Linked DNA regions of Homo sapiens: regions 1, 2, 4, 5, 6 and 7 are each linked to region 3. A link is a contact called in ENCODE Hi-C or POLR2A ChIA-PET data. All regions are on one chromosome and are shown on one strand. The core of a region is the stretch at or near the end of the contact, and the rest is flanking DNA. Distances in the headings are between cores, read along the strand shown. Region 1 holds the start of CNNM2 (cyclin and CBS domain divalent metal cation transport mediator 2). Region 2 holds the start of WBP1L (WW domain binding protein 1 like). Region 3 holds the start of BTRC (beta-transducin repeat containing E3 ubiquitin protein ligase). Region 4 holds the start of BORCS7 (BLOC-1 related complex subunit 7). Region 5 holds the start of ARL3 (ARF like GTPase 3). Region 6 holds the start of TRIM8 (tripartite motif containing 8). Region 7 holds the start of NT5C2 (5'-nucleotidase, cytosolic II).

The links. A loop is a pair of places that touch in the nucleus more often than their neighbours do. ChIA-PET counts read pairs that join two places held with the same protein, here RNA polymerase II (POLR2A). Pooled maps may share reads with other maps.
Region 1: a loop to region 3 is called in a map of CD4-positive, alpha-beta memory T cell, with 11 times the contacts of the local background. The contact joins the promoter of CNNM2 here to the promoter of BTRC in region 3. A Hi-C loop is called at or near these places in 1 of 168 maps with a recorded cell type or tissue (CD4-positive, alpha-beta memory T cell), 2 of 37 single-sample maps with no recorded cell type and 6 of 50 pooled maps.
Region 2: a map of CD8-positive, alpha-beta T cell shows a loop between it and region 3 (5-fold over the local background). The contact joins the promoter of WBP1L here to the promoter of BTRC in region 3. A Hi-C loop is called at or near these places in 2 of 168 maps with a recorded cell type or tissue (CD8-positive, alpha-beta T cell and naive thymus-derived CD4-positive, alpha-beta T cell) and 8 of 50 pooled maps.
Region 4: a loop to region 3 is called in a map of CD8-positive, alpha-beta T cell, with 10 times the contacts of the local background. The contact joins the promoter of BORCS7 here to the promoter of BTRC in region 3. A Hi-C loop is called at or near these places in 2 of 168 maps with a recorded cell type or tissue (CD4-positive, alpha-beta T cell and CD8-positive, alpha-beta T cell) and 10 of 50 pooled maps.
Region 5: a loop to region 3 is called in a map of CD4-positive, alpha-beta T cell, with 5 times the contacts of the local background. The contact joins the promoter of ARL3 here to the promoter of BTRC in region 3. A Hi-C loop is called at or near these places in 1 of 168 maps with a recorded cell type or tissue (CD4-positive, alpha-beta T cell) and 7 of 50 pooled maps. POLR2A ChIA-PET finds 5 or more read pairs at or near these places in 1 of 52 experiments (GM12878).
Region 6: a loop to region 3 is called in a map of CD8-positive, alpha-beta T cell, with 5 times the contacts of the local background. The contact joins the promoter of TRIM8 here to the promoter of BTRC in region 3. A Hi-C loop is called at or near these places in 1 of 168 maps with a recorded cell type or tissue (CD8-positive, alpha-beta T cell), 1 of 37 single-sample maps with no recorded cell type and 9 of 50 pooled maps. POLR2A ChIA-PET finds 5 or more read pairs at or near these places in 1 of 52 experiments (RWPE1).
Region 7: a loop to region 3 is called in a map of CD4-positive, alpha-beta T cell, with 5 times the contacts of the local background. The contact joins the promoter of NT5C2 here to the promoter of BTRC in region 3. A Hi-C loop is called at or near these places in 1 of 168 maps with a recorded cell type or tissue (CD4-positive, alpha-beta T cell) and 6 of 50 pooled maps. POLR2A ChIA-PET finds 5 or more read pairs at or near these places in 1 of 52 experiments (T-cell).

The regions. Positions count from the first base shown.
Region 1 is chr10:102,916,882-102,920,105 of GRCh38, reverse strand. CNNM2 (cyclin and CBS domain divalent metal cation transport mediator 2) reads right to left here and starts at 1,812. Exons shown (of 8, transcript NM_017649.5): 1 at 5-1,812. The coding sequence starts at 1,625. LOC107984265 (a long non-coding RNA gene) reads left to right here and starts at 1,771. Exons shown (of 3, transcript NR_160733.1): 1 at 1,771-1,938. RefSeq lists silencers at 1,137-1,226, 1,837-2,016 and enhancers at 1,486-2,172, 2,173-2,859.
Region 2 is chr10:102,742,255-102,745,496 of GRCh38, reverse strand. It overlaps WBP1L (WW domain binding protein 1 like), which reads right to left and starts at 1,549. Exons shown (of 4, transcript NM_001083913.2): 1 at 1,354-1,549. The coding sequence starts at 1,443. It overlaps SFXN2 (sideroflexin 2), which reads right to left. Exons shown (of 12, transcript NM_178858.6): 12 at 2,005-3,242. RefSeq lists enhancers at 683-912, 1,853-1,902 and a silencer at 1,413-1,572.
Region 3 is chr10:101,352,811-101,355,933 of GRCh38, reverse strand. BTRC (beta-transducin repeat containing E3 ubiquitin protein ligase) reads right to left here and starts at 1,769. Exons shown (of 15, transcript NM_033637.4): 1 at 1,706-1,769. The coding sequence starts at 1,753. RefSeq lists a silencer at 1,546-1,725.
Region 4 is chr10:102,852,443-102,855,581 of GRCh38, reverse strand. BORCS7 (BLOC-1 related complex subunit 7) reads right to left here and starts at 1,323. Exons shown (of 5, transcript NM_001136200.2): 1 at 1,155-1,323. The coding sequence starts at 1,295. BORCS7-ASMT (BORCS7-ASMT readthrough (NMD candidate)) reads right to left here and starts at 1,372. Exons shown (of 15, transcript NR_037644.1): 1 at 1,155-1,372. RefSeq lists enhancers at 988-1,177, 777-1,289, 1,248-1,307, 1,290-1,803.
Region 5 is chr10:102,712,596-102,715,719 of GRCh38, reverse strand. It overlaps ARL3 (ARF like GTPase 3), which reads left to right and starts at 1,323. Exons shown (of 6, transcript NM_004311.4): 1 at 1,323-1,447. The coding sequence starts at 1,445. It overlaps SFXN2 (sideroflexin 2), which reads right to left and starts at 1,084. Exons shown (of 12, transcript NM_178858.6): 1 at 1,039-1,084. RefSeq lists enhancers at 106-681, 682-1,258 and silencers at 1,044-1,193, 1,012-1,406, 1,474-1,523, 1,564-1,663.
Region 6 is chr10:102,643,179-102,646,260 of GRCh38, reverse strand. TRIM8 (tripartite motif containing 8) reads right to left here and starts at 1,782. Exons shown (of 6, transcript NM_030912.3): 1 at 1,074-1,782. The coding sequence starts at 1,643. It overlaps TRIM8-DT (TRIM8 divergent transcript), which reads left to right and starts at 3,072. Exons shown (of 1, transcript NR_186489.1): 1 at 3,072-3,082. RefSeq lists silencers at 131-347, 1,633-2,612, 2,693-2,792, 3,063-3,082 and enhancers at 523-622, 1,403-1,532, 1,634-2,389, 2,390-3,082.
Region 7 is chr10:103,191,924-103,194,910 of GRCh38, reverse strand. NT5C2 (5'-nucleotidase, cytosolic II) reads left to right here and starts at 1,639. Exons shown (of 19, transcript NM_001351169.2): 1 at 1,639-1,675. RefSeq lists a silencer at 1,545-1,824 and enhancers at 1,523-2,209, 2,210-2,898.

The sequences.
Region 1 (3,224 bases), core at 563-3,062, 1.6 Mb before region 3:
CCACCTTTCTTAAATTCTTCCAGCATAGCGTCCAACTTGGTGTCATTGAAAACAAAGTGCAAGGGGTGGTTATAAAATTTGGTGATGGTTTTCAGGGGGGTACAGTCATCGGGATCCACGAAGGCCAAGTCTTTGACAAACAGCAGGTCCACGATATTGGAGCGCTCCCCTTCAAACACTGGAATGCGGGTGTAGCCGCTCTCCATGATCTCAGACATGGTGTTGAAGTCCAGGATGGCTTCGCCGGTGATCATGAAGCAGTCCCGGAGTGGGGTCATCACGTCCTCCACCGTCTTGGTGCGGAGCTCCAGCGCCCCTTGGATGATGTTCAGCTCCTCCTTAACGAGGTCGTTGTAGGGATCGGTGACCCGGAGCATCTCCAGCAGTTTTTCCCGGTTATAGACGGTGCCTATCTCCTGGCCCAGGACGCAGTCCAGCAGCTTGCTGACCGGGTAGGAAGCGGGGAAGGTCATCATCATGAAAAACTTGGTGAGGAAGATGGTGTTGGCCCCCACAGCCAGGCCATGCCGGGAGCAGATGGCCTGGGGCACGATCTCTCCGAAGATGACGATACCGATGGTGGAGACTACCACGGCCACGAGGCCCGAGCCGGCGATGTCGTCGAGCAGGATGGTGAGCGTGGTGTTGACCAGCACGTTGCCCAGCAGCAGTGAGCACAGCAGGTAGTTGCCCTGCCTGCGCACCGGCTCGATGCGCTTGGCGTAATTCTTCTCCTTCTCCGTGCCGCAGTTCTGCACGATGCGCAGCTCCATCGGGTCCAGGGCCATGAGCCCCAGGTTGAGGCCGCTGAACATGCCCGACAGGCACAGCAGCAGCGAAATGAAGATCACCTGCAGCCAGAAGGGCAGCAGGAACTTCTTCTCTTCGCCTACGATCATCTTGGTGTCCTCGCCGTCGTGGTAAATCCAGGTGGTCTCGGCCCACGGGGGCGGCGGGAGCCCGGCCACCCCCGAGCCACCCTTGCCCCCGACGGCGCCACCCGTGGACCCCGAGCCGCCGGCGCCCAGGGCGGGCGTGGAGAGCGACGTGCACAGGTAATAGGACTTGCTCTTCTCCATCTTGCGTAGCGGTTTGATCTCGATCTCGATGATGCCCGAGGTGCGGCGGTTGAGAATGATGTGGGGCAAGATGATGATGTCTGAGGTGCGGATGCCGCATCGCTGGGGGCCGCTGTCCGGCTCTGGCGGCGCGGGGCCCCCCAGCCCGCGCTCCCCCGGGCTGTGGCGCCGCCGCTCGTGCTCGGTGAAGGCGATGCGGGACCACGTCTCGTTATTGATGTTCTGCCCGTACACCCGCAGCTTGACCCGGGTCCGTTCGCTCACCCGCAGCGCCCCCCCTTCCATGAACGACACGTCGTTCGTGTCCTCCAGTCGCAGCCCGATGATCACCGTCTCCTCATTCTCGCCCACCGCTGCGCAGCCGCCCGCACCGCAGCAGCAGCTCAGCAGGAGCAGCGGCAGCAGCCGCCCCGCAGCCGCCTGCAGGATCCCCCGGCCGCGAGCGCTGAGGCTGCGGCGCGCCGCCATCTTCCAAGTGGGCAGTGCGGCGGCTGCCTGCCCGCCCGCCATCTTTACTTTGGGTTCACAAGCGCCACAGCCAATCATAGGGTGGCTGCTCCAGCTGCGGCTTCATCCTTTCAACCCGGCGGCGCGAGCGCAGGTACCGGCCCCTGGGCGAGACTGCAACGGAGCGTCCGCGGCCAGTGCTCAGCAGTTCGCCTCCCTGACTGACACTGACTCCACCTCAGCCAGCTGAGGAACCCCGAGGCTCGCGGGAGGGAAAGAGGGAGGGAGAGGAGCGCCGGCTGCTCCCGCGAGAGGCAGGCCGACCAGCCAATCACAAGCGGGTGCCCGCCCTCCCAGCCAGGGGGCTGGAATGGGGGCGTGACCGTGTGCCGCTCCGCGGACCAATGGCAAGGTAAGTGGGTGGGGCGACGAGAGCCACCGTCCCCGTCTGCACGCCAAGTTTCCAACTGAAAGGCGCGTGACTCTTGTGTATGTGCGAGGGGAGGGGGCGTGGCCATCTGGGACTCGAGAGCCAGTCAAAGATGAGAGCTGAAGAAAAAGGGGCGTGGCATCCGTCCTGCTGCCAATGGGAAGGAGCCGTCCCTGGGGCCCGCGCTCCCCAGGGGCCCCTGTAGTAGATCCCGGAGCCTGGACCGGCCAGGTTTGGACTAAAGCCCTGCGGCGCAAGGCGGCAGGTTCCCGGTGCACCGGTTACTGGCTCTCCAGTTCTCAATTCGTAGGCACAAAGCCGCGCGCCCTCCTGCCCCGGAAGCCCGAGAAGCCAACTAGAGGCGGCTTGGGATGCACACAGCCTAAAAAGCCGGGGCACCGGCCGCTGTCCCCAACTCCACCTGCGCGGCGCTCCGCCGGGGTAAGCGGCGTCGGTGGCCCCGGCACAGCTGCGGACCAGCAGTCCTCGCGCCTCGAGACTCCTAGGGTACGGGCTCTCTGCGGCTCGCGATCACGTGGCGCCACCTGCGGGCAGCATGAGCGCCCTGCAACGCTTTCCAGGTCGGCGGCGTACCCCAAAAGGTGTGCAGAAGTTACGGATGGAGCGGTCAGGGGGACAGTTCCCCAAATTTCCTAGTCATAGAACCCCTACATATTATTGCTAGGAGTATATACTTCCTAGACCTTTTCCCATATTTACAGAGTGGGAAGGGCCCCGAATCTGTATTCCCAGCAGGAATTCAGGCAAGTTAAGGAAATGGGAGGGGGCAAGCATCCTAAACAGACCCACAGAGGCTCATTCTTAATCACACTGACCAAACTCTGCTAGGGTCTTAGGTCACTCAAGAGCAAAAAGTTCTGGAAACCTAGCTCCCCAGTACTCCCAACGTCACCTGGAGGTGACGAGGTAGCAGAGTAGCTGCCAAATTGGTCTTTTCCTTGAAACTTAAAACATTCAGGCCGGGCGTTGGTGGCTCACGCTTGTAATCCCAGTACTTTGGGAGGCCGAGGCGGGCGGAGCATGAGGTCAGGAGATCGTAGACCACGGTGAAACCCCGTCTCTACTAAAAATACAAAAAATTAACCGGGCATGGTGGCGGGCGCCTGTAGTCCCAGCTACTCGGAGAGGCTGAGGCAGGAGAATGGCGTGAACCCGGGAGGCGGAGCTTGCAGTGAGCCGAGATCGCGCCACTGCACTCCAGCCTGGGTGACACAGGGAGACTCCGTATCAAAAAAAAAAAAAGAAAA
Region 2 (3,242 bases), core at 300-2,799, 1.4 Mb before region 3:
AGACGGGTGGTTGCCAGGGGCTGGGGGAAAAGGGAGACAGAGAGTAACTGCTTAGTAGGGACGAGGTTTTCTATTGGGGTGATGAAAATGTTTTGGAACTAGATAGAGGTGGTAGTTGCACAACATTGTAAGTGTACTAAATGCCACTGAATTGTTCACTTTAAAATGGTTTTTGTCATGTGAATTTCAACTTATTTTTTAATCAGTATTTTAAAATAGAGGATAATGGGCAAAACAAGATGTATTTGTGAAAAGGCAGCCCTAAAACTCCTAGGGAAAAGATAAGTATTTTTGCTGGCACTCAGTTTCTGCTCTTGTTCACAACACAAGTTCAAGCGCTAAGTTGTATAAACTTTGCCACTACGCTATGCGTCTATGTGTGTATGCCTTTCTGAAAAAACGGGGAAAAGAACAGAAAGTGAAGAAAAAAGAATCATAAAGCTTTGCCACATGCAAGGAAGGAGGGGTGATTGCCCCCACTGCACCCCACCCAACTTGGCACCAGGAGTAACGCTCCCATTAGGGTTTTGAAATGCCAGCTGGAGCTGGAATCAGCACAAGCAAGCTTCTCTGCCTGGATAAAGAGCAAGCCACCCAGCAAGAAAAGCTAGGGTGCTCCATTTGCTGCCCATATTGGCATCAGAACCACCCTCTGGTCAAAAGCCCTGAGCTGGCTCAGATCAGCATCCGTGACTTGCTCTCCCAGGCCAGCCAGCCTAACAGCAAGAGCTTGTTACAGCTCAAGTGTGCTCCTCCTCCTGAGGGGTTCCACTCTGTTTCATCCCACCTGCCTTCTGAGAGTCCTCCCTCCAACCAAGTGCGCCATGGCTTACAGATTTTAAAATGGGGCCAAGTCTCTCCCAGGAACATAGTAATTTTTTTTAAACGTACTAAGATGCCCTCGGAACTTTCCCCAGTCCATCCTTAAAGAAATATCCTCAGGATCCCCTCCCTCACAGGCCAACTCAATAGCCTGTGTACCCCTACACACACAGACGTACATACTGCATTACTGCCTGGGACACCTGCTCCACAGAGGGACACGAATAAGGCCCACATCCTCAGCTTGGCACCGCTATCCAGCCACAGTCACCCCAGCCCACCTAACCAACCTGCCGTCTCAAACGCCCCTCACTCGCTTGGCATCATGCCTCTGCCACCTCCTTGACACCAAAACTGTCACAGGTGTCCCTCAGCTAAATACCGACGCCCCTTTAGATCCTGTCCACGCCAGGCATAGACGCCCCTCTCGGGACCCCTCAACTCTTGGCAACAACACTCCTTCAGACCCCTCCAGCCAGGCCTCGACGACCCCCAGGACCCAACATGGCCCAGACGCCCCCTCCCCCTTACCTGCGGGGGTTCAGCCCTGGCTGACAAGGGGCTGGGCAGCGCCTGGAGGAGCAGGAGCGCCATGCCACCCAGGAGCCTTCTCCTCTCCATCCCCCTCCTGCTCCTGCTCCTCCGCCACGGCGCCGCCACCTCCCTCCTCCTCCTCCCTCTCCTCCTCTACCCTCTTCTTCCTTCTTCCCTTCTTTTCCTGTTTGACGCTCCCCTCCCGCTTCCGGCTCTGCTCCACCCCGCCCCGCGCAAAACACCCTCCCAGACACGCGAGAGACTCTCCAGTTCCAGCGCTTCATTGGCCTTTGCCCTTTGTCCATTGATCAATGTAGCTGTCGATCAAATATAAGTCCCGCCTTCCCCTGAAGACGAAGCGATGCAGCCAATAAAAAGTAGGAGGAAGCCGGACCATCTTGAATGCTGCGAAGAAGTGTAAAATTCGTCCCAACCCGCAGAGAGTGGCGGAAGCAGCTTCATAAGGGGGCGGGGCCACCCAGGTGGATGGAAAAGTCTATTTCTGATGTAGCCATCTTGAGTGTGGCGGAAGTACTAGTTTTCCAGTTTTCCACATCAAAAAAAGAAAAAAGGTTTAATGTTTCTCAAGGGTGTTGGAAAATAAATTATTCCTGAAAGGTAACCAGGCGCTCCTGAAGAGGAAAACAATTGCAATGTAAAAATATTTTAATGTCTTTTGTCTTGAAGCACAGCACTATTACCAGGATGCCTCTCTTGGTCTCAACTGCCCAAATAGCAGCTTAGGTCCGTTTGAATTCCCTAGAAGATAGTACCTTTATCTGAGGCATAGTGCTTCGTCACCCCAAGTTCGACGGACAAAATTCTGGTTCTACTTCACAAATTGCTCTGAAATCCATCATCCATTGCTTCAATCCATGTTCTTCTAGCTAAATACAAATGGCTTCCCTGCTGCCCTGCAAGTTGACAATTCTTCCTCTCAAATTTCCGCCACACACTACAACCATACCACATTAAACCAAATATTACTATATCATGGCCTCTTCTTTTAAATACTTCATCTACCTACAGAATAGAGAGTCCAAACTTCCCAACACGGTCCTCTCTGTGACTTCGTCCCTGTCTACTTCTCTTTATCTCACCTCTCACCACTACATTTTCCCACACATTCCACTCACACTGACCATTGAAGAGATGCCCAGTAACTTCATTTACATATTACAGATACAGTTCCCTGCTTACAAACTCCTAGCCCCATCTCCTTGCTGCTTCTTCTGGATTCTTGTAACACTTATATCTGCGTGCCTGGTTTGCAGTTTTTTGTACAGCATACCAGGTCTTTCTTCTTCTTCTTTTAAAGCCTATAATATCCTGTACAAGGCTCAACCAGAGCTTGATCAATGTTGGTAAAATAGCCAGGTGTGGTGGCTCATGCTTATAATCCTAGCCCTTTGGGAGGCTGAGGCAGGTAGATCCCTTGAGCTCAGGAGTTTGAAACCAGCCTGGGCAACATGGAGAGAACCCTGTCTCTACAAAAATAAAAAAACTAAATTAGCCAAATTAGCCAAGCATGGTGGTGCACACTTGTAGTCCCAGCTACTTGGGAGGCTGAGGTGGGACAATCACCAGAGCTAGGGAGATTGAAGCTGCAATGAGCCTTGATTGTGCCACTGTACTCCAGCCTGGGCAACAGAGTGAGACCCTGTCTCAAAAAAAAAAAAAGGCCAGGTGCGGTGGCTCCTGCCTGTAATCCCAGCACTTTGGGAGGCCGAGGTGGGCGGATCACATGGTCAGGAGTTCGAGCCTGGCCAACATTGTGAAACCCAATCTCTACTAAAAATACAAAAAATTAGCCAGGCGTGGTGGTGCATGCCTGTAGTCCCAGCTACTCAGGAGGCTAAAGCAGAAGAATCGCTTGAACCTGGGAG
Region 3 (3,123 bases), core at 520-3,019:
AGTAAAAGTTCAAGGTCTCTTCTTCATATTTAGAATTTTAATGTTGGGCAGAAATCCAAGAACCTTCTTCAGGCTCAATGAAATTTTGTTAATGATACCCCTGAATTTTAATTAGGTGTTTTCGAAAACACTAATGCAAGATAAAGTTTTAGTGAATTTGACTAGATTCCAAAAAAGTATTCTTATAAATGGGGCAGTTTAAAGTCTAAAATTCAATTTTGTTAGTATCCATGTTTATCTGGATTTGTTACGGTATTTTAGGCAAAGATACAAAATAGCTATTTTTTTAAGCAAAGGAGTAAGATTTGGAGTGACAAGTCACAATAACTTCTGAAAAAGCAAGACTGGACTGCAAATAATATCAATGTCCCTAAGGCCACCTGTTAAGCTTAAAATCTATGCATTCCATCATTCTTTAGTTGTAACCACAAAGTCTGGTTTTACACCTAGGAAATACAAAAAGCATCAGATTAAAAGCATCAAATATCAGACTATACGAGTTTGCCAAAGATAAGCACAGCAAAAAGAAAAGCGTGATACAAAGTTAAAGAAATATGTTCCAAGGGGTTTAAGCACACCCACAAAATCCAATCTTTGCTCACACTGTGCTTCAACCTAAAACTGACGGGTAACCACAAATCCTGACTTATCCCTGACTTACTTCCCTCTACCAACCTCCACCCTTTTTATCTCCTAAATTTCTCAACTGATCTCATCACTTCTTATGGGTCTTTGCAACTCTCATCTCCACGGCCTTTCCTTTCCCAGAAAATGATACAAAGCACCTGGCCTCCACATTTTACCGTCCCACAATTTACCTTTAAATTTTGTTTTGCTTACCCTATTAGATACTCATTTTGCCCCAATCTCCTGTACCCATGTTTCCCTGACAATCTGCTCTTACTTTTCATCACCTTGTCCTTATTACAGTATTTAGCTTCTCCTTTCAAAGTAGCGTTATGTACCCCTCCCTGACATTTGTAATTCTAGCTTACAGTCAACACCCTTTTCCCCTCCCAGGGACTGTCATTATAGCCCTAGGTCCTCATTCCCAGTCCTTATCTTCTTTAGTGAGGCCTCTTCCCTTCCAGAGTTTGTCAACAGTAGTTTGGCCAAGCTGGGATTCCACCCTCAAGGCAAAGGCTATCCTCCCTCCTCATTCTACAAAACTATAAGCCTCTCACCAGCCCTAGCGTTCCCTCCTCCACCCTTAAATCCATCTGCATCCAGCCCTGCCCGTTCCCCTCTACCCACCGTATCTGTCTTCACTCTATCCCGCGCTCCCTTCCCCAGTCGTGAATGCACCTCCTCTCCCGGGCCTTACCGGTAACCCTGACACCAGGAAGGCCCCGCCAGCGGCCTCACGGCGTTTCTCCAGAGAGCTTCCTCCGCTTTTCAGTAACAGTCCCCACGCCCCTTTCCCTCCAGGGCCCCGCGCGCCGCCTGGAGCCCCCTCCTCGATTAAGCTCCCGCTGTCACTTGGCCTCTCATCCACAAGATGGCGGAGCCGCTGCCCCCACCCCTGGGTCCGCTCCGCAACCCCCAGCCTCCTTTCTGGAGCTCCCATCCCATCCCTCCAGCCGCTCCGCCGCCAGCCTCGGCCCAGGGTCCCGCTGCCCGGTCCCGCAGTGGGCGGGCGGCCCAGGCCAGCGACGCCGCCAACGCCAGCGCCTCCACCGTTCCCCGGCCTCCACCGTCTCCTCACCATAAACTTGAGTGCCTTCTCTTGCAGCACCGCCTCGGCCGGGTCCATAATCGCCGAGGCCACTGGGTCCGCTCTCCGCCGGGGCCGCCCCTTTGGTGCCAGGCCGCAGCCAACGCAGCGCCCGGATCCCGCCTCCTCTTCCTTCCCCCCGCCCTCTCTTACCTCTCAGGCGCAGGCTGAGGGGCCAAGGAGAATCGGCTTCTCCGTGCGCAGGCGAAAGCCCACTGGCTCACGGGATTTGTAGTTCTGGAACTTCCCCCAGGAAAAAAACTGAGGCTACGCCGTGAACCGCAACTCCCACAGTTCACTGCGGCAGCGTTGCGGTTGCCCACAAGCCAGATTTAGATAAGTTGCCATTACGCAGAGGAAATCGGCTGATGGGAATTGTAGTTTACAGCCTCTAAGGATGAGAAACGGGAGGGGCACGGGTGTCTCCGTGGTTACCGAGCGACGCCAGTAGCGGCTTGCCTGGCATTTGATATCAAGATGGCGGCCAATGCCTCACTTGTAGCCCAAATACTAAGAAAAACTGTGGCAAGAATCACGGGTCCTAGGACCTGCCTAACTGTGGTTTTAGGAAGCTGAACGTCCCCAAATTTCATGTATCTGGCATCTGCAGGTTTGCGACCCAGAGTAGCTGGGCCAATGGGCACCTGGCAGCAGCTCACAGACAAATGCGGAATTTCAAGGTCCTCCTAAGCCATCGCCACCCACACTTCTCCCGAGGAATCTTTTCTCCCCCACAGCAAGTCAGGGCCGAATAGAACTCGGTTCAAGAAATTCTCAGTGTTTAGAGCTCAAAAAGCACATAACTTGCTATTGCTAACTGTGGGATGTAAGCCCTGCACTAAGGGTCAAACAGGTACTTAACAAAAGTCCTTCAACGGTGGAATATAATGGCCTCCAGCAAATAAAGCATATAAATATTTTCTTTGGCCTGAAAAGGTACAATATGGGTTTATTTTGGAAATTGGGTCTACCTTAGGAGGAGAAAACTCTAGGGTTTGGTTAAAAGTGATTTAGGTTGTTTTAAGCTGCTATGTTTGTGATAATTGGTTATACAGCCTAAAAAACTGACACACACCCAAATGCCCCTCAGCAGGTGGTTGTATGAACAAATTGTAGCATATTCCATATGTAGCACAGTGGAATATTACTTAGCAATGAAAAAGAACAGTATAACAACAACAACAACAACAAAAGTGATTTAGGGCCAGGCGCGGTGACTGACGCTTGTAATCCCAGCACTGTGGGAGGCTAAGGCGGGTGGATCACCTGAGGTCAGGAGTTCGAGACGAGCCTGGCCAACATGGAGAAACCCCCGTCTCTACTAAAAATACAAAAATTAGTCGGGCCTGGTGGCACGCGCCTGTAATTCAAGCTACTCGGCAGGCTGAGGCATGAGAATTGCTTGAACC
Region 4 (3,139 bases), core at 74-2,573, 1.5 Mb before region 3:
TCCTGGCACATAGCAGACACCCAATAAGTATTTGTTAAATGAATACTGTGGAATGAGTTTTTTACACATGAAATTCTCAGCTAATCAAACAAAATAGCTATGTGGAGACTGCTCAAGAAGCAATGCTGCCAGGAGCGGTGGCTCACGCCTGTAATCCCAGCACTTTGGAAGGCTGATGCAGGCAGATCATGAGGTCAAGAGTTCGAGACCAGCCTGGCCAACATGGTGAAACCTCATCTCTACTAAGAATACAAAAATAGCCAGGTGTGGTGGTGCGTGCCTGTAATCCCAGCTACTCAGGAGGCTGAGGCGGGAGAATCACTTGAACCCAGGAGGCGGAAGTTGCAGTGAGCCAAGATCACACCACTACACTCCAGCCTGGCGACAGAGCTAGACTCCGTCTCAAAAAAAAAAAAAAAAAAGGAAAAGTACTTCCTTCAATTAGTCATTCTAAAGACTTCATGAATTAAACTCCATAAAAGACAACAGTGTCTAGCATATATAAAATGCTAAATAAATGTACGTTTATTATGATGAATATGTTGAATATTTACAGGTGGTTAACTATAAACACCTCTAGTTGAAAATATATATAATATATATTACATATATTATATATAATATATATGTATATTATATATGTAATATATACATACACATTATATATAATATATACGTATATATATTATATAATACGTAATATATAATACTTATATATATAATTCGCCTCCCAGGTTCAAGCAATTCTCCTGCCTCAGCCTCCCAAGTAACTGGGATTACAGGCATGTGCCACCACGCTCGGCTATATATTTTTTTAATTATTATTTTTTAGTAGAGACGGGGGTTTCTCCATGATTGTCAGGCTAGTTTCGAACTCCCGACCTCAGGTGATCCGCCCGCCTCGGCCTCCCAAAGAGCTGTTTTAAAGCACAGGTTCCCATGGCATCGCTTCTTCCCCCAACCCTCACACACTGTCCCTAACCAAAGAGACTGCACACCCCAGAATGCAACACGCGCCTCCGCGAAGAAGACCTACTCATAGCAAGTACTTCACAGCCTACAATTCCCAAGATGCAACGCGACCTCCTTCCCACAGCAACGAAAGACTGCGACTCCCCGGACTATCAGGCCGGGAGAGTCCACTTCCAGCTCACCTCGGAGCTCCGGGAGCCTTTCAGCACCTGCTTGGTGAGCGCGATTACGTCAGTACCACAGGTGGTCACCTTCTCCGTGAGAAGCCCCTTCACGGACTGACCGAACCGCGCTTGAGACTCTGGCGTTCCAGTCGCCATCATTTCAGTTAGCGAACGGTTGCGCACTGACGATGGTGAGTCGCCGGGGCCAAAAGACAAGCAAAGCGGAAGGAAAAGAGGCGTCTCTTCCTCCATGGGAAAAGGAAGGGACGCATGCGCCTGATGGAGGTTGACCTTTGCTCACTAAACTCATGAACTATTCATTGATATCCTGAGGAAAACAGGGTCCAGGCAAACATCTCTGGAGGGGATGGAGGACAGTTTCATTGACTCTATGGTTCAGAATCGGAAAGCCTGCGGCAGGGCATGGCGGCGCACGCCTGAAATCCCAGCCCTTTGGGAGACCCAGGCAGGAGGATCACCTGAGCCTGAGAGTTCCAGACCACCCTGGGCAACATAGCGAAACTCCATCTCTTTAAAAATAAAATAAAATTAAAATTAATACAAATAATTAAAAAGAATCAGAAGGCCCGGATTACAGTCCCAATGCTACCATTTAGCAGTGTGTGGCTGCAAATTACTCAGCTTCTGTCTTATATTCCTCATCTGTTAAACAGAAGTAATAATGTTTCCAAGGGGTTATGAGAATATCATTCCATTCATATATATATACACATATATATATATACACATATATATACACATATATACACATATATACATATATATACATATATATACACATATATATATACATATATATTTTTTTTTCCCCAGAGTCTTGTTCTGTTGCCTAGGCCTTTTTTTGATTAATTGAGACAAGGGGCCAGGCGTGGTGGCTCACGCCTGTAATCCCAACACTTTGAAAGGCCAAGGTGGATCACTTGAGGTCAGGAGTTCAAGGCCAACCTATCCATATGGTGACACACCTGTAGTCCCAGCACTTTGGGAGGCCGAGGCAGAAGGGTCACTCAAGGCCAGGAGTTCAGTATCAGCAGCCTGGGCAACATAGCGATAACTTGTCTCATTTTATTTAATTTTATTTTATTTTATTTTTTTTTTGAGATGGAGTCTCGCTTTGTTGCCCAGGCTGGAGTGCAGTGGCTCGATCTCAGCTCACTGCAACATCCGCCTCCTGAGTTCAAGTGATTCTCCTGCCTCAGCCTCCCAAGTAGCTGGGATTACAGGTGCTTGCCACCAGGCCCGGCTAATTTTTGTATTTTTAGTAGAGATAGGGTTTCACCATGTTGGCCAGGCTGGTCTCAAATTCCTGACATCTAATGATCCACCAGCCTTGGCCTTCCAAAATGGTGGGATTACAGGCGTGAGCCACTGCACCTGGCCTCATTCCATTCAATTTTAACAAACATTTCATGAACTAAATACCAGACACTGTACTAGGCTGGGGATAGAGAAAGAAATGAAATACAGTTCTTGTCTCTGTGGAACTCCCAGGCTGATGAGGCAGATAGGCCTGTAAACAAATGAAGAAGGAAAAACAATCTAATAGAAAAATTGGCAAAAGGCACAAGTAGGCAATTCAAAAAAAAAAATCAACTGGCTGATAAATGTGAAAAATGCTCAACATCACTAGTAATTTTTATTGATAACCTCTTTATTGTATTAATACCAAACTGATGGTAACCACCTTGTAAGTGAATTAATATGTAAAATATTTCAAGTAGGCCAGGTGCCGTGGCTCACGCCTGTAATCCCAGCACTTTGGGAAGTTGAGGCGGGAGGATCACCTGAGGTCAGGAGTTCGAGACCAGCCTGCCCAACATGGTGGAACCCCGTCTCTACTAAAAATACAAAAATTAGCCGGGCGTGGTGGTGGGCACCTGTAGTCCCAGCTACTCTGGAGGCTGAGGCAGGAGAATTTCTTGAACCCGGGAGGCAGAGGTTGCAGTGAGCCGAGATCATGCCACTGTATTCCAGCCTAGGCG
Region 5 (3,124 bases), core at 74-2,573, 1.4 Mb before region 3:
TCCCCTTCCACCTCTCAAAGTGCTGGGATTATAGGCATGAGCCACTGCGCCTGGCCGCAATTACCAATTTCTAGGGGTTGTGAAAATGAAATTTGGTATGAAATGTATTTCATTAGGAAGGATGTAATTTCCATACGGGCTGATTTTGTCCACTGCTGTGTCTCCAGCGTCTAGAACAGGGCCTAGCACGTTTGTGTAAACTCTTCTTATAGTCCTCTGCATCGGGAAAGGGATGGGAGGTAGCACTTCCCAACCCACCCCAGTGTCCCACTTGCTCTTCCTTGGCTAAAAATGCAGGCTCATTTTTGCCTCCTCCAGGACTACAGATGGTACGCGGTCCTGTCCAAAGCAGCTTAGCAAAACCGGCCAGAGGCTGGGCACAGTGGCTCACCACTTTGGAACACCTGTAGTCTCAGCACTTTGGGAGGCCTAGGCGGGCGGATGGCTTGACCCCAGGAGTTCGAGCCCAGCCTGGGCAACATGGCGAAACTCCGTCTCTACAAAAACAAAATACAAAAAATTATCCAGGCGTGGTGGCGCCCGCCTGCAATCCCAGCTACTCGAGAGTCTGAGGCGGGAGAATCGCTTAAGCCTGTGAGGCAAAGGCTGCAGTGAGCCGAGATCGCGCCACCGCACTCCGGCCCGGGCGACAGAGCGACACCCTGTGTCAAAACAAAAACCGGGCCGATCCCCAAAACGCCTTTCACCTGTGCTTTCAGCTCACCTCAGGGCTCAGGGCCAGCCCCCAGGCTGCTTCTTGCCCTCCGACAGACGGCCTCCCCCCATCGGTACTCCCCCATCCCGGACAGCTCGTAACGCCCCAGCCGCTCGGCCTGGCACTCCTAGGCAATGGGGGTCAGAGCAGAGGGGCCCATCTGCAGCCCCAGGGCGCACTTCGCGCCACGTGGCTTCTGCAGGTGGAAGTCCAGCCCGCGCTGCAGCCCCGCCTGGGCAGTCAGGACAGCAATCTCAGCACCCACCCGAGATGTGGGGATTGGAGGTAGACAGGGCGAGCGCCATTGTCCCAAGGCCCCTTACCTGGTCCCGGGACAAATGCCACCAGTTACAGCCCGCCTTGAAAACTGGCCCGGGTGAGAGGAGGACCTGGGCTGGGGAACTGCCCCCACGCCCGCCCCACGCCCCTCCTTTTCGACCAATCCCAGGCCGGGAGGCTCCCGCCAGCCACGTGGGCAGGCTTTCTCCACTCCCTGGTCCAGGCGAGCCGGCGGCGGCCTCTGCAGCTCCCGTAGCCCGCCCACTGCGTGGGCGGGCGCCTTAGCGCACTTGCGCACTCTGGGGAAAGCGGAGCTGCACCCCGCCCCGTATTGCTGCTCAGCTCCTCAGCTGTGCGTGCGAGGGACGTCGGGGGCGGCGCCGCAGCAGTTGCCCCTGGTAACGGGGGAGGCAGCAGGAGGAGGAGGAGGAGGAGGGACTCGGCGGGAGGATGGTGAGTGTGGGGGCCTGGGCCCCCTTGGAGCCGGCCGGTTATCCCCCTCCCGTCCCCAGGCCCAGGGCGGAGCACTGCGCTTAAAGCCAAGGAGGGAATGGGACGTCGCTCAGCCTGCTATCTGGGTTGTGGACTGATTTCGGGGGTCGGCGGGGAGACCCGAGGGTGGGCCCTGGAGGGAGGCCTGGGCCTGGAGAGGAAGGCGGGGCTTGCAGCGGGTCCGAGGCTTGGGGAAGGGGCTGGCAGAGTGCGCGGCTGGCCGGGTGCGGAGCCCGGGCTCCATCATTACTCTGGGGACAGGGGTGAGGGCGGATCCCAGGAACTGCGGAGAGCAGCTTTCGCTAGCAGGCTTAGACTTCCCGGGCAATCGGTCTCGCGGCTTTGCAGTAAAGTGGGGTTCGTCTGGAGCCCGGCCAGAAGCGGAGAGAAGGCCGGCCCCATTGGCTCTGAGGTCGCCCTGGCGGTAGCAGGGGAGATGGTAGCCTAGCTCTCCTCCTTCTCGCGCTGTGCGGGCCCCTGGGGGGTAGGGAAGTAAGTCCCACGACACAAAGGGGTGCCGCTTGGAAGGGATGCCTGGTGGATTTTACGCCGTCTTGGTGTCTGCGTGGCGGGTGCGCTTCCTCAGTCCCGAATTATTTAGTTATTTGCTGAGAGTTTTGCAGGATCTGATTGTTGGTGATGACCGATTTTTCATTCAATACATAATCCATGTTGATGAAGACATATTAGCTGCTCCGTCTCTAGAATTTCCTTCGAAACCTTTTGCAGTCTCCTCTTGCGTGTGACCATACCAGGACCAAAAGATCTTAATCCTAGCTTGAGTTCTCCAAACTGAAAAGAACGAGAAGTTAAAAATGGAGATCGAACTTCAATCCGGGGCAAGGCTTTTCTCTGTCAGTCCCAATTAAAGCTTTCCCAAATTCTAAATTATGGTTGTGACAGATCTGACCGTTGACACTCTGTTTCTTGTTAATGTCTGTACAGTTAGTTGGAGGGAGTTAAAATGGAATTGAGTAATTTTAGAGCTATCAAAGAAAAATTGATTTTGAACACTTAAAGCAGGTTAGTTGGCTGCAAAGAGCCTGTCATCAAACTTATAGTCACTGCTCCAACTCTCTTCCTAGTTCCTTTCTTGACTTTTAGAAATGTTGAGCCATTTCTGTTGATTTAAGAAGTAAAAAAAAAAACAAAAAAACTAGATGCCCAGGAAAAAAAAAAATAGATGTATGTTTGGTCAGATTATCCAGTGAGTAGATTTAGAAAGGAAAAAAAAAACTCAATTGATTTTACATTGTCAGATTGTTAAAGAAGTAGGGTTATTTGATCTGAAGTTGCCAATCACATTTCACACTTGCTACACTTGCAGTTTTTTTTTAACCTCAGGCTAAACAGATTTTTACAACTGTTTCTTTTTCTTAATCATTTATACGTGAGCTGTCCTTTTAAAGTTAAAGTTTTTCTCAACAAATGAGTACAAACATAAATATTTACCCAGAAAATAGCTAGAATTGGAATGAAAAGGGCATGCCGAACCAACAGAGATTGAGATTCATCATTATGGATGAGAAGTGCATGAGAGTTGGCTAACTTTTCCCAGTTTGTTGATCAATTAAGTGTACTGTGTAATCCATGATTGTTTAATTTATAATTACAGGCCACAGTAAATTAACCACTGCC
Region 6 (3,082 bases), core at 533-3,032, 1.3 Mb before region 3:
TGTCAGGCCAACCCCTTCATTTTGGTATGACTCAACCCTGAAAGCCAGAGGACTGGGGAGGGACCTAGGAGGAGCCCCCTCCACTGAAGGGGACGGAAGTATTGCCTCAGTCCAGCTCCAAAACCAGGCCCAGAGGCCTGAGGGGGGAGGCGGTTTGACATTGGCCGCGGCCGCAGGGTGTATACAATGGGAGGGGACGCGGTTCCGTAATCACCCAGCCGGCAGCCCAGGGGAGCCAGCTGCCTGAAACCAGATTTCAAGGCGGCTCAACCTTAAACCCACAGGATTCTTTTTCCGTCTTCCACTTCCCCTCCCCAAATGTGGGAGGGCGGCGAGAGGGCTGTGCTAGGCGAAAGGGCCAGGATGATGAAGACAGATACTTGAAGGCTTGTTCATGCGGCCCGTGCGACACACAGGCACACAGGGCAGCGATTCTCACACAGGGAGAGCCGGCTCTCGGGAGGAATCCAAATAGCGGAGCCGCTGTCGGGGCCTCGCTGGCTGCCCAGGCCCTGTCCAGAGAGACGGCCGGAGTTCTGCTCTCCCTCTGGAAACTCCCCCCACTCCCCCCCCAGTGTGTTTCCAATAGCGCTGAAAACTAACATGGCTGCTTTTGTTTACTTCCTCATTGGTATGCCAGCATCATGGATCATGTCAGCCACAGCAGCGGCACCGGGACACTCATTACATAAACAGCAGCTGGAGAGGCAGGACCGGGGTCACTGCCTCGGTGACTTCCCGTAGGGCCTACAGCAACAAGACTGGGGGAGGGAGCTGCGCACCACAGAAAAGCAACACCCAGACTCTACCCCTGACGGTCCCACACCCCAATCCCATAAAGCACTCAGAAGACGGACCCTGTGCGCACAGGTGCGAGAATGTACCAAGTAGCGACCCGGGGCCCTTCTTCCCAGGACCCTGTCCCCAAACTTTCAGAGAAGAGTTTGGCCAGGGGCCACTGGCCTGATGTCACAAGAGTCAGCCTGTCGGGATGGGTGGTCCCGGGGCGGGAGAGAGGAAGGGACTGTGTGTCTGTGTGTGTGTGTGTGCGCGCGCGCGCGTAGGGTACTTGCCCGGATTTCATTCCTTCGGATCTCCACGTCGCACACCGAGTGTCCCTGATGCGCGCCGCTGTAGTAGCAGCAGTACTGGCACACGGCCACCTGCTCGGCCTCGCAGTGGTAGAGGCGGTAGGCGTTGTGCTGCGGGCAGCTCCAGGCCCGCACGTCGTCCGCCTCCACCAGGAGGTGCCCGCGGGCGGTGGAGGGCTGCTGCAGGTGCGTCTGCACGTGGGACTGGCAGCAGGGCGCCTCGCAGCGCAGGCAGACCTTCTGCGCGGGCAGCGGGGGGCCGCGGCGGCAGAACACGCAGTGCAGCGCCGCCGGCGGCTTCTCCACGTGCAGGGCATTGAACTTCTCCACGATGTTGGTGAGCTTCAGGTTCTTCTCCAGGCCCGGCTTCTGGTTGTAGGCCTGGTTGCACTCTGGGCAGCGTACGAGGCCGCTGTCCTTGGCCCACGCCTCGCCGATGCAGCCCCGGCAGAAGTTGTGTTTGCACGGCAGCTGCACTGGCTCCACGAAAACGTGCAGGCAGATAGGGCAGATGAGCTCCTCCTCGAAGCAGTTCTTCCAATTCTCCGCCATGGCGGCCGCGGGCAGGGGGCCGGGGCAGGCCTCCCCGACTCCCCAGCCCCGGGGGTCCGTCCGGAGCCGCTGTAGGCCCACCGAGCCCCGAGCTCCGGCCCCAGCCGGCCCCGACGGTCGCTCAGTCAGCAGCGCCTTCCGCGTGCCCGCCCCCCGGAGGAGGGAGCCGCGGTCCTCACGCCGCGCGCGCAGCGGGCTGCGTCTCCTCCTCCTCCCGAGCGCCTAGCGGGAGGCGGCGGACTGCGCCAGGGCCGCGGCCGGGACTCCAGCCTTGGAGGGGAGCGCCGGGGTCCAAATTCCATATAAGAGGCCGCCTCCCCGTCGGCGCGGCTAGGGCAGTGGCGGCCCGCGGCCTGCGCTCGTCCCCGCGGCTGACATTGGGGCGCGCCCCGCGGCAGACGGAGCTTGGGAGCAGCACACTTCTTCCGGCGGCGGCGGCAGCGGCGGCTCCTGCCTGGCTCGTCGGCGCCGCACCTCCCTCGCAGGGGCCGGAGCCCGGGGTCTGCGGGGCCAGGAGGCGAGGGCGGCCGCGCCGAGGGCTGCTAGATCCGGACGGGGCGGGAGGGGCAGGCCGGCGGTCCCCGGGCCACGGTGCAGGCGTCCCCCGGCTGGCTGGCCGGGCGCGGGCTGCGGGGCGCGGGCGGGCCGACTCCGGGGCGCTGCGTGCGCGCAGGGGCAGTCATTCAGATGAAATTCCAGTCCCCGGCCAGAGACACCAGCCCGCCTCTGCCTTCCTCCTCCCTTCACAAATAGAAACGGAAGGGGGAGGGAGAGAAGTGGAAAAAAAGGCAACCGGCGAGGGAGGGAGGGAGAAGCCCCGGCGGCGCTCCGGCCTGACCCCCGGGCGGCTACTTCTGCGCTCCCCCGAGGCCCGGCGCCCCCGCCGCGGAGAGACCCCGCGCGCCCGTCTCCGCGCTGGGCGGGCGCCCGGGCTCTGCCGAGGAAAACAAGGATTGATCAAACTAGAAAGGAATTTTTCTCAACTGCTAATGAACAGGAGGCTCGGCTCCCGGCCCTCCCCTCCCCTCCCCCGGCCCTCCCCCTTCGCCCCCCCGGCCCCCTCCTCCCCACTTTCTTTTCTTCTCGGCCTCTGCTGGGGCCTGGAAGGCTCGGGGCTGCGGTCGGAGCCAGCCTGCGGCGGCGGGGCCAGGCCGAGCCGCCACCCTCAGCGCCCAGCCATCTTGGGCTCCGCGGCGGCGGCCGGGGTCTGGGCGCGCTCGCTGAGGGCCCCGCGGCGTCCTCTCGCTCCTGATTCTTTTTTTTTTTTTTTTGGTGGGATTTTTTTTTTTCCAAGGGGAGGGCTGGCGGCCTCCAACAAATTAGGAGAGAGAGAGGGAGAAAATGCCAAGTCCCGATTTCTCTCCACCTCTGCTCCACCCACCCCGGTCCTGTCCAAAAAATAAAAGAAGATGAGAATTGGAAGAAGTCGGCAGAAAGGC
Region 7 (2,987 bases), core at 390-2,889, 1.8 Mb before region 3:
TTTGGAGATGGAGTCTCCCTCTGTCGCCCAGGCTGGAGTTCAGTGGCGTGATCTTGGCTCACTGCAACCTCCGCCTTCCGGGTTCAAGCGATTCTCCTGCCTCAGCCTCCCGAGTAGCTGGGACTACAGGTGCGTGCCACCATGCCCAGCTAATTTTTGTATTTTTAGTAGAGATGGGGTTTCGCCATGTTGGTCAGGCTGGTCTTGAACTCCTGACCTCAAATGATCCACCTGCCTTGGCTTCCCAAAGTGATGGGATTACAGGTGTGAGCTACCACGCCCCGCCACCCTGGCCTTTTTTCAAATGCACTTGGTTTAAAGATTGTGTTATGCCAGCTTCCAACCCCTATTCCTCTTTTCCATATATCCTGAGAAATTTAGAAGGTGAGGGGCCCAAGGTCTATCCTTAGCTGACCTGAAGCGAAGTTGGCTGAGAAGCACAAGAAGGGGTAGAAGTGCTCTGGCGGAGCACTTATTAAAAAGACGCGGAGGTTTTGGTTGACTGCAAGCCCAATATGAGTCAACAGTATGGGTGCCAAGAACTTTATCGCAGGAGTGCAAAGCGATAGGTCCCAAAAGGAGGAAGCTATAGTCCTGCTTTGCTCTGATGATACCACAAACATTTGGTTCAGTCTTGGGTGATGTATTCTAAAGAAATCACAGTCAAATCTACCATTTGCGTGAGAGGGATAAAGACCCTCAAAACCAGGGCAGAGGAGGAACAATGGAAGGAACGGGAGACACTGATGTGGAATGAGAAGACCTTGGGCAGAGGTGATAGAAGTAAAGTATCTGAAAAGTCAAAGGTCCAGGAGAGATTAGACGTTTGTTCTCTGTGGCTCCAAGGCATCGAATTTCGGCCCTGAGAGTGGAAGTTTAGACACATTTTCTCACTGGTGAGAGCTGCTCGGACCAAGGAATTCAGTCCTCTGGAAATAGCTAGCTGCTTTTGCGGAGTCTTCCTGCTGAGTTGCTGGTGGTGGGGTGAACATTTATTGAGTGCTTACTGTGTGCCAGGATCCTGCTGAGGGCCTCACCTATATTGTGTGATTTCATCCCGTCAACACCCTTTGATGTGGGGACTGTTGTTCCCTATCCTGGTGCTACAAATGTGGGCACCAGGTATAGGAGGTCAGGTACCTCGCCCGAGGTTACAGTTTGTAAGTGGTGGTACTGGGACTGGAACTCGTTCTGACAAACTTCAAAGCTGGTGTTTTTAGCCATCAAGGGGATTCGAGGGTGCCATGGGGGTGTGGACGCATGAGGGGCCTTGAGGTCCATTAGACCAAAACATTCTGTGACTGGGAAAAAGGATGCCCTCTCCTCCCAAGGAAAAGCTTCTTCTGAATGAGACACAGTGGAGAGGTTAGCCCAGGGCCAGGCTGAGGGGCGCAGGCAGAATGCCAAGGGATGGAGACCCTCAGAAGGGCAAAGCCGGTGTTCCATCGTTTGAAGATCTCCAGACCCGCGGGACAGACAGACGCAGCGCGGTCAGGGAGCGTCGGCTTCGCCGAACTCTGCGGCGGAGCTGGGGGACGGAACAGCGCGCCGGTCCCTGGCCGGGCGCGAGCAGAGGGGCGGCGCGGGGCGGTGCCGGGCGGCGGGGGCGGGGAGGGCGCGCGTTGAGGCGGCTGCGGCAGTTGCGCGCTGGGATTGTTGCGGTGCGCTGGAGCCGGTGAGTGCGGCGGGCCCCGTGGGCGGGCGGGGAAGGAGCGGGCGAACGGGGAGCTAGGTGGGGAGGTGCGCGGCCGAACACGCGACCCCAGGGTAGCGGCCGCCGCCTGCCCCCGCCCCCGGCCCCCAGGGACCATGGCCCCAAGGCCCCTCTCCTTAGGCCGAGTCCCCGCCAGCGCGCTCGCGGACGCCGCACGCCTCCCAACTCCCTCGGTGCGGCCCCCGCCCCACGGCAGCCCCTTCCTCCGCGCCGCCGCGACGCCTCCGGCCCACGTCACGCTCGCGCCATTGTTTCCCAGCCGCCGGCTCGCTGGGACCCCGCCTCAGCCTCCCAGCGCGGCCGTTCGCCGCGTTCCGCCCTCTTCCCCCCTTTCCTCACGCTGGTGGTAGCCCTTTCCTCAGTCCTGCTGACGTCCTCCAGCTGATTCCAGGCTGTTCCCGGCCACCCCTGAGGCCGTCTTTTCGCTTCTTGTAAAAGCCTCCCCGCCCCCAGAGCTCCTCGGTCGCCTCCCGAGAAGCCAAGGGGCCTCTGGTGGAGCGCCAGGTTGACAGCGTTTTAGCAGGACCGCGAGAAACGGCCAGCTCGTTTGCCACACGCCCGTGTGCAACACTTCCTGGAAAGGTCACAGCGAATTGCAAGCCGCCACAAAAAACATCCGGACAGCTCCTGGTCAGGGGGCTGAGCCGTTCAGTGGCGGCCTATTCTTCTCCTTTTTTCGGGGCTCCTGAAATCGGAGAGGGCGAGATGCCGATCTGAGGCCTGAACCCTTAGTTTAAGAAAAACGTTTTGGGGGTTTGACTCCGGCAGGCCACAGCTTCTAAAAGCAGCAGGTAGAGGCTGCTGTCCGAATCGACGTTTTCCTGGGCTTTCACCTTTAGGGCCTTGATGTTTGAGGGGGGTCGTGCTCTGAAGTACAGCGCCCCGAAATGACTAGTCACCATTACAGGGGGGTGTGTGCGCGCCCGTCCAGGGGCCGATGAGTTCTTCAGGATTGAGCTGTACTTGGTTCCCAGTGTCTGTAGACTATTCATTTCGCCTCTTCAAGCAACGAATGCAAACTACTGACCATAATGTGAAAGGGAGAATATTGAAACTGTGTCATTTACCATGAAAACTTAGTGTTATTGCGTAGAGAAGGCTTTAGGTTTCAAAAATATTTACCACATGGCTTTTCAACAACGGTTAGAATTTATCCAGATGAAGACATCCAGGCCTGAAAGGGTGAAGTTCGAAAAGAGAAAAAAAATAGGTGTGAGCTGAGAGTGGAAAAAAAAAAAAGAACAAAAAAGGTTAAGTTCAAGAAAACATAGCT